Regions from separate parts of the Homo sapiens genome. Here region 1 is linked to region 2. The links are chromatin loops, found by intact Hi-C in ENCODE. Cell type or tissue: pancreas. All regions are shown on one strand.

Evidence for each region. A loop is a pair of places that touch in the nucleus more often than their neighbours do. Peaks named below come from ENCODE experiments on the same cell type or tissue, not always from the same donor. Only the 100,000 strongest peaks of a DNase experiment are listed, where the experiment ranks them.
Region 1: a loop joins it to region 2, with 2.2 times the contacts of the local background. A loop is called at or near these places in 82 of 110 quality-filtered maps.

What each region holds. Positions count from the first base shown.
Region 1 is chr5:140,237,923-140,241,922 of GRCh38, forward strand. The region is part of intron 2 of CYSTM1 (cysteine rich transmembrane module containing 1); the gene reads left to right. Among named protein-coding and RNA genes, the nearest start is that of PFDN1, 63 kb to the right of the region's middle. RefSeq lists enhancers at 1,304-2,142, 2,981-3,819, 3,820-4,000. In pancreas, CTCF peaks have their summits at 2,098 (motif pointing right) and 2,304; DNase peaks (open chromatin) are centred at 2,129, 2,581 and 3,589; H3K27ac peaks cover 1,037 bases.
Region 2 is chr5:140,361,159-140,365,158 of GRCh38, forward strand. SLC4A9 (solute carrier family 4 member 9) reads left to right here. Exons shown (of 22, transcript NM_031467.3): 3 at 96-209; 4 at 650-705; 5 at 859-1,016; 6 at 1,287-1,374; 7 at 1,754-1,908; 8 at 2,281-2,397; 9 at 2,570-2,744; 10 at 2,896-3,029; 11 at 3,205-3,467. Among named protein-coding and RNA genes, the nearest start is that of SLC4A9, 3.0 kb to the left of the region's middle. RefSeq lists enhancers at 1,897-2,046, 1,917-2,462. In pancreas, a CTCF peak has its summit at 2,199 (motif pointing right); DNase peaks (open chromatin) are centred at 2,203 and 2,983; H3K4me3 peaks cover 305 bases.

The sequences.
Region 1 (4,000 bases), 120 kb before region 2:
CTACAAGCAAGGACCCATCCACAGCTCGGCAAGCCCTCACCCTTTCCAGACCAATCCATGTAAACGCCCGCACCTGTCTGGAGAGCAATGGCAACCTGAATGCTTGTTGGGTTGGGTTGCAGTCAGGTGAGACACAGGTTGGTGGGTGAGTTGGTTGGCCAGCTCCTGGTCTACTTCACCTTGGAGTGGGTATCTTGGGACTAAGCTTCACAGAAAAGCCAGGCCAGAGCTGAAGCTGCAGGAAAAGGAGGCAGGAGGAGTAGGGCAGGAAGAGAGGCTCGGGAGGCCCAGGGAAGGCTCTGAGCTTAGTAGGCAAAGGCAGCTGCTGTTGTGGAGCCTGGGCCAAGGCTGTGCTGATTCTGTCAGCTCCATATCCATCTCCCTGTATAAGAAGGGGAAAATGGAAGAGGTTCCTACCTTCTCCTATCTTACCCTTCAAACAGTCTGATGAAAACTACAGACCCTTGATTGCCTCTGCCCAGATATTCCCTGGAAGGACAGAAGCTGGGCTGGTCCCTCTGCTGTTCCTGGTCATCCTTCGCCCTATCACTCTCCCACTCAGCACACGGACCTGGTACTTACTCACTGGCCTTGAACAGAGGCACAGTGGCATTGCCTTTAGGACATTTTGTTCTCATCAGTGTAGCCCCTTTGCGCTGGGTAGTAAACGATGCCACTGCACTTGCACATCCAAGGAAAGCTGAACTGAAACCATAGCAAGTTGAGTCTTCTCTCTCTCTGCCCCTGCAGGAGCCGTCTCATGGCTGTCTTGACGTTTTTACTTATTGGGAAAATGCTTAAAGATTTTCCCTTCCCTTCCTACCTCTGCATCTGAGCAGTAAAGGGCTATTGTGGATCCTCTGAAACCTCCCGGAAGGCTGGTTGGCCTCCTTCTGTCGGTCTAGATGCCCAATGCGGGGCAAGGGCAGTTGAGCAGACTACAGGTCCTCCTGCCCCTGGCAAAGCCATCATCTCCCCTGGTGGCACTTTTTGGAAGGTGTGGTGATTGTAGTTGTCTTAGCAGTTGAGGGCCAGCCCTGGGTGCCCATCGCTGGTCTGGGTGATAAGGGGCCACGGTGCTGCTTCCTCACTCCTGGAGCAAGAAGGCTGCAGGCATCAGAACCCTCTGGGAGGCTCTGGTCTTTCTGTTTGCCTTTCCCGCCTAGCTCTCTTGGGTTGGGACTGGTACAGACACTTGCAAAAACAAGAAGGACCTAATAAGGCTCAATTACCACATCAAGGCACTCGATTCATCATTTACAAAGTCCCAGCCATGCAGATGAAGGTTTCAGATGCCAGAATGGGGCTGAGAATTGGAGCCTTCACCTGAGAAGGCCTATACTCACACTTCCTGCAGGTCATCCCTGCCCTGACCTCTATGGAAACTGGAGCCCCACTTGCCCATTGCCTACCCAGAACCAGGTTTCTGAGTAGCCCATGTGAATGTCATCTCTGGGAATGTACAATACAGTAGTCCTAGATCCTGGGACCAAGGGGACTACTGGTTGGTGTGTCTGGTGGCCAAAGTGGCAGTGGGCACTGGTGGCCCTGGAGAAGACCCCAGGGCTTGTTGGACAGGCCTGGCATCGTCCATCTATCTTTTCTGCTTCCAGCTTGAAGGCAAGAAGGTGGGAGGTGCCCCTGCCAGAAACTGCTCAGCTCTTCCCAAAGCTGCTGCGCACCTGAGACCCAGGGCTTCCTGGGCCTTTCTGACCTAGCCTGGGCTCCTGGGCCACATCTGTGTGCTCACGCACCTCTCCCTGCACGTTCCCCACCCCACACTTGTGTTTGCATCCATGTGGCAAAGCTCTGGGTGCCTGCCCCTCTGCAGGCCCCACATCAGACTGGGGCTGAGAATACTGAGGGTTGATTCAAAGGGCTGACTGCGGGCAAGAGAGGCAAGCCAGTGCAGGGTCCCCTGGACCTGACCCCCACTCCACCTGTAGTCCCCTAGGAATAGTCCCTTCTTCTCTGGGGCCGGTTGAATAGGGTGGTCTGAGACACTAGATAGCGAATGAGGGATGAGCCTTTTGGCGCTGATGCTTATGGAAGGAAACCAGTCCTTAAGACCCTGCCCGCGTCAGGAGCTGGAACCCAGCTCCGGTCCCTAGACTGGCCACAGGGGGGCACTTGATCTCCAAGAAGCAGCTCAATCTGAGCAGCCACAGCAGGCACCAGAACCTCTTCCCAGGTTGGGCACTGACTGCTACCAACGTGCCCAGAAAGGTGGTGCCTGTTACCATCCCAGCACCCCCCCACTGCTCTTTTAACCCCTCTCCCTTTTTTCCGTCTTTTTAAAAAGGTTTATATTTTTAAATAGCATTCCAATTACAGAAATTGAGAGAAGAGTTGCCGAGATGGTAGTTTCTGTAAACAGTTTAACATCTTATGTAACCATAGTTCTGCCTGCTTTTTGTCTTCTGCTTGGCTGTAGAGGAGGCAGTTGCCAGGATGGCCCATCTCTGGTTGTGGAACACCTGGGTTGGGGCCACCTCTGCCACAGCTCCTGCTGGGTGACTCGCACTGCCAGCTAAGCCTCAGTGCACAGAGGGCCCCGGGCTTCAAGTACTGAGTGGCCCAGGACCCAGGTAGCATGGGGTGCCAGCCAGGATAGTGCACGAGTTCTCAGGCAGAGTCCCCCATTGGGAAGTGGGGAGTGACGGGGATGGTAGCAGAGCAGAATGCCAGGAATGGTGAGGCCCTGGGGTGGGTGGGGATCCTGGGGCAGAGACTAGGCTGTGCAGCTCAGTGCACCCTCTGGAGATGCAGTACCCTGAACCCTGCACCTAGAAGATGCAGTTGTAAAATTTCTGGGCCCCACCGCAGGTGCTCTGAAGAACTGTGAGGGCTGCCTTGGGGGTTTCTCCTGCGCTAGTCATCCCTGCTTTGGGCGACTGAAGCAAGGAAAACGCAGGTCACTCCCACCTCCAGACCCACGCTACTCCCCATTGCCCATCCTCCCAACAGCCCAGGAGCAGAGATTCTGTCCTCAGCTAAAGGTGAAAAGGTCCTAAGGCTTTTGGGAAACTTGGTGCTCCAGGAAATAAGTGACTCGGGTTTCTAAGTTATGTGTGGGCACTCAACGCCCCTGTCATGGCTGTCACAGCCCTCTGGTTTGAAGTCCTCCATTTTGTAGCTGCTGTTTCTAACCTCTGTCAGCACTGCCTGGGAGTAATGAGTTCAAAGTCCCTAGTTCCCCACGTTTCCAAGTATGTTATGTGAAAGCCCTGGCAAGAACGAACCTGATTAAACTGGAGGAAAAAGGTGGAGCAAGCAAGACTAGGACGTTTTTGTTTCCCCAGTTAAGCTGCCTGAGGTTCAGGGGCTCTGACAGGTGAGAAAGGCATGGCCACCGCCTCAGCCCTGTCTCTGGAGGCTGGGGAGAAGGGGAAGCAGTGAGGAGACTGACTGATGTCCTGATGCCCATGCCCCACACGGCGGTCATGAAGACTGAGTGGCCCCATGTCCAGAAAGCCCTCAGCACAGGGCCTGGCACTTGTGAATACCTCAATAAATGGTAACTTAAGAGAGCCTGTGAGGCCCCTCCCACTGCAGCCAGCCTCCAGCTGAGTCTCTGGCCTGAAGCCCAGGGATGGCCTGCACATGAATCAAGCAGGCTATTTCCAGAGCTGGCAGGGGAGGGGCTTTCTGTCCCAGGGGCAGGCGAGCCAATCCTGTGACAGGGAGAGCACAGGGAAGGGGTTATTCAAGGGGATCTGCATGCCATTGTATTCTGGTTTCCCTGTCCAGAGCTGCCCATGCAGGATCCCGGGGTGGGCAGGCCATCCAGGCAGATGGAAGGGACACTCTGCCTGGGGCTTTCCTGCTGCAGTGACCCCAGGGCCTGGGGTGGCCAGGCTTCAGTGGGTAGGGTAGGCTCTGGCTGGATGTGAGAGATGACTTTGCTGTAGCCCCAGTCACCTCTGTTCTCTTTCTGATCCCTTTTCTATCCCAGTTGGGTATGAGCAAGCCTGGCTTGCCAGAGGCTTTAGAGCCATAA
Region 2 (4,000 bases):
TCCCAGAAGGGAAAGGTGTCTGGGCAGAGGGAGAAGGGGAAGAGTGTGCGGCAGGGAACTCTCAGGAAGGAGATGACCCCCAATCCATTCTCCAGAGCAGGTGACCAGGGTGGAGTCGCTGAGCCCAGAGCTGAGAGGGCAGTTGCAGGCCTTGCTGCTGCAGAGACCCCAGCATTACAACCAGACCACAGGCACCAGGCCCTGCTGGGGTGAGAGCCCCTCCCTGGGCCCAGGACCAAGACCCTGGTGTGGCAGGGTCTCAGATCTCCCCTGCACCTTCCAGGGCTAGAAGTAGCCCAGGCTTAGTTCAGGCTCCAACCCAGGACTCATGAGCAAGAGGAAACTGGTGGTAATGTTGTGGGGAGAAGATTCAGGGGGCTAGAATCGTAAGAGAGTTCTGTGAAGACATGTACTTGGTAGGCACTAGGCCTACCATTTGATCTTCACAGTATCTCATTTGATCTTCACAACCACCCTGTAAATAGTACCACAATTATCCCCATTTTAGTGGTGAGAAAACTGTGGCTCAGAGTGGAGAAGGGTATACTCTAATTCTTACAGCTTGTCAGTGGCAAAAGTGATTAGGGAATCCTGGTGGATCCACCCCCAAAGCCTGTGGTCTTAATCACTGCATAATCCTGTTTTGTAGGCTCTACTCATCCAAGAAAGGCTTCTGACAATGAGGAAGCCCCCCTGAGGGAACAGGTTTGTGGCCCTTCCTTGGGGTCCCTTTCCAGTGGCTGGGAGAGGGGTTAGAAATTAACAAAAGTCTACTCTCCACTGGATTTCTCATCATTTGAGATCTTATCCTCCCCAAATAACCTTTCATATTCTGTGTCTCCTTGAACCCCCATCCAGTGTCAGAACCCCCTGAGACAGAAGCTACCTCCAGGAGCTGAGGCAGGGACTGTGCTGGCAGGGGAGCTGGGCTTCCTGGCACAGCCACTGGGAGCCTTTGTTCGACTGCGGAACCCTGTGGTACTGGGGTCCCTTACTGAGGTGTCCCTCCCAAGCAGGTGAGGCTACTGAGTGAGTGGGAGTCAGGGATCCCAGAACCTAGAAGGGTCTTTACTGAGGAGGGGAAGGAGGGTCTCAGTCTGATTCTCTGAGGCTGTGGGGAGGATGGTGCTCAGGGGTCTGGGGAGAGAGTAGTGGTCAGGGCTGCATGGTAGGTGTGCAAATGAGTGTGTTTATGGGAGCTGATAGGTCAGAGCTGAGCATCAGAGGCCAGGGCTGCCCTGTGGGAAAGCAGCCTGTGAATCTCTGGGGCCTGGTTCCTTCCTCAGGTTTTTCTGCCTTCTCCTGGGCCCCTGTATGCTGGGAAAGGGCTACCATGAGATGGGACGGGCAGCAGCTGTCCTCCTCAGTGACCCGGTGAGCTGAGCAGGTGTGTGTGTGTGCGCGCGCACGCGTGCATGCCTGTGTGTGTGTGCACACATGCATACATGCATGGGCTCATGTGAGTGTGTGTGTGTGGACTCTGTATGTGTCCCTAAATACAGCAATGAGGCACAGTGAGCACTGAGACTGAAGTTTCCTCGTCTCCTAGTGCAGCCCCATTACTGGATGAGTGCTGGCACACTGTAGGCACTCAATAGATACCCACTGAATGAATGAATTAATGCATGCATAAAGGAATGTGTGAATGACTTGTCTGCCTCTGTGACTTGTGTCTGTCTAGTTTTGAGACTATGAAAATGCATGTAAGAGACCAGGTTTGCACTTACCACCCATTCTGTGCCCCCATTCCCAGCAATTCCAGTGGTCAGTTCGTCGGGCCAGCAACCTTCATGACCTTCTGGCAGCCCTGGATGCATTCCTAGAGGAGGTGACAGTGCTTCCCCCAGGTCGGTGGGACCCAACAGCCCGGATTCCCCCGCCCAAATGTCTGCCATCTCAGCACAAAAGGTACCTGGGAGCCATCATCCCATACAGATTCCTGCCCATATAGGCCCTGGGTCTAATTCCATTGTTGAGGAGGGGTGGTGTCCCAGGAAAGAGATAGGGACCTATCTTTGGATTTGGAGTCAGGCAGACCTAACTCTGAGTTCTGCTGGACTACTCTCTCGCTAAGAGACCTGAACAAAGACCTTCCCTGCCCGAGCCTGGCTTTCACAGGTCGCAATATGACCTGGACCTTCTAGAGGCCCAGGTGTCGCCATGGTTCCCTCGCCGGCAGAGACAAGAGCAGCCGCTAGGGGGCAGGGCGCCACGAGCTCTGGACCGAGTCGCAGACTGGTTGGAGATCCTCAGCCAACCTGGGGTTCCCCTCCTCCTCAGGCTTCCCTCGCAACAGCGGGAGATCAGAGGTCCCGCCGTCCCGCGCCTGACCTCGGCTGAGGACAGGCACCGCCATGGGCCACACGCACACAGCCCGGAGTTGCAGCGGACCGGCAGGTGAGGCGAGCTGGGAGGAAACAAGGGTAGGTGACCTGGGGGAGGGGAGGAGTCACAGGGAAACTGAGGTGTGTGCTCACTGTGGGAGGGGCTCACCCGGTCACAGGGAAAGTAGCGGGGATGCGGGTGTGGAGTGTGAAAACCTGGATCACTGACGACCCTCGGGCGGGAGGCTGTTTGGGGGCCTTATCCAGGACGTGCGCAGGAAGGTCCCGTGGTACCCCAGCGATTTCTTGGACGCCCTGCATCTCCAGTGCTTCTCGGCCGTACTCTACATTTACCTGGCCACTGTCACTAATGCCATCACTTTTGGGGGTCTGCTGGGAGATGCCACTGATGGTGCCCAGGTGGGTAGGGCCCAGGGGGCAGGCACAAGCGTTGGTGTCCCCTAGTCCATCCCTTCCCCTGGGACTATGGGTAAGTTAAGGAGGCTCTCCCAAAGCTTCAAAGGACCCCGAGGACTTCAGGGTCCTGTGCTGAGCCCCTGTTGGCTTCCAGGGAGTGCTGGAAAGTTTCCTGGGCACAGCAGTGGCTGGAGCTGCCTTCTGCCTGATGGCAGGCCAGCCCCTCACCATTCTGAGCAGCACGGGGCCAGTGCTGGTCTTTGAGCGCCTGCTCTTCTCTTTCAGCAGGTAGGAGAGCTCCCCCCATCACCGGACCCTCACTAGTGCCATGGTCAGCCTGCTCCTGGCTGGGTGAATAGGAGAGAGTGGGAGCTATCTGTTTGGGTTGAGGGACACCTGACCTGGGTTTAGTGGGAAGCAGACAGCCCTGCTAAGCCAGCCTTCCTGTCTCTCATCCCCACAGAGATTACAGCCTGGACTACCTGCCCTTCCGCCTATGGGTGGGCATCTGGGTGGCTACCTTTTGCCTGGTGCTGGTGGCCACAGAGGCCAGTGTGCTGGTGCGCTACTTCACCCGCTTCACTGAGGAAGGTTTCTGTGCCCTCATCAGCCTCATCTTCATCTACGATGCTGTGGGCAAAATGCTGAACTTGACCCATACCTATCCTATCCAGAAGCCTGGGTCCTCTGCCTACGGGTGCCTCTGCCAATACCCAGGCCCAGGAGGTGGGTAAGGGAAACAGGGACCTTGGTCAGGTGAAGAAGGATGTAGGGAAGGGGAGGGGCTGCACCCTTACTATCCCCCCTGGTTAAGTTCAGCAAAATGCTGCATACTTACCCAATAACTGGCAGTACTATTTACACTCTGGTTCTGAATCAATTGAGAAATAAGACAACAGAAGGCCTGATATCATCTTCCTTTCTGACAACACTGATAAAGGAACATGGGTTATATCTGTGGGTGAATGGGCTTCCTAATGATGAAGCCAAAATTGAATAGACTTACCCACCAGTCGTGGAAGCACTGGTTTGAGACTATCTTACCCCAGGGGAGTAGAGCTAAATACATACATCAAACAGGCAGCTTATACTCGAGAGAGGGGAGAGAAAGGGGCAGGGCCAGGTATGCCCAGCTTCATTTCCTGAAATCACCAATCAAATATATCACTGCTCTTCTGGGTGAGAGTGGCCGGCCAGGTGGAGAGAGGCTTGGAGTATTACACTTGCATATATCCCTCCACATGGAAGGCAACCCCAGG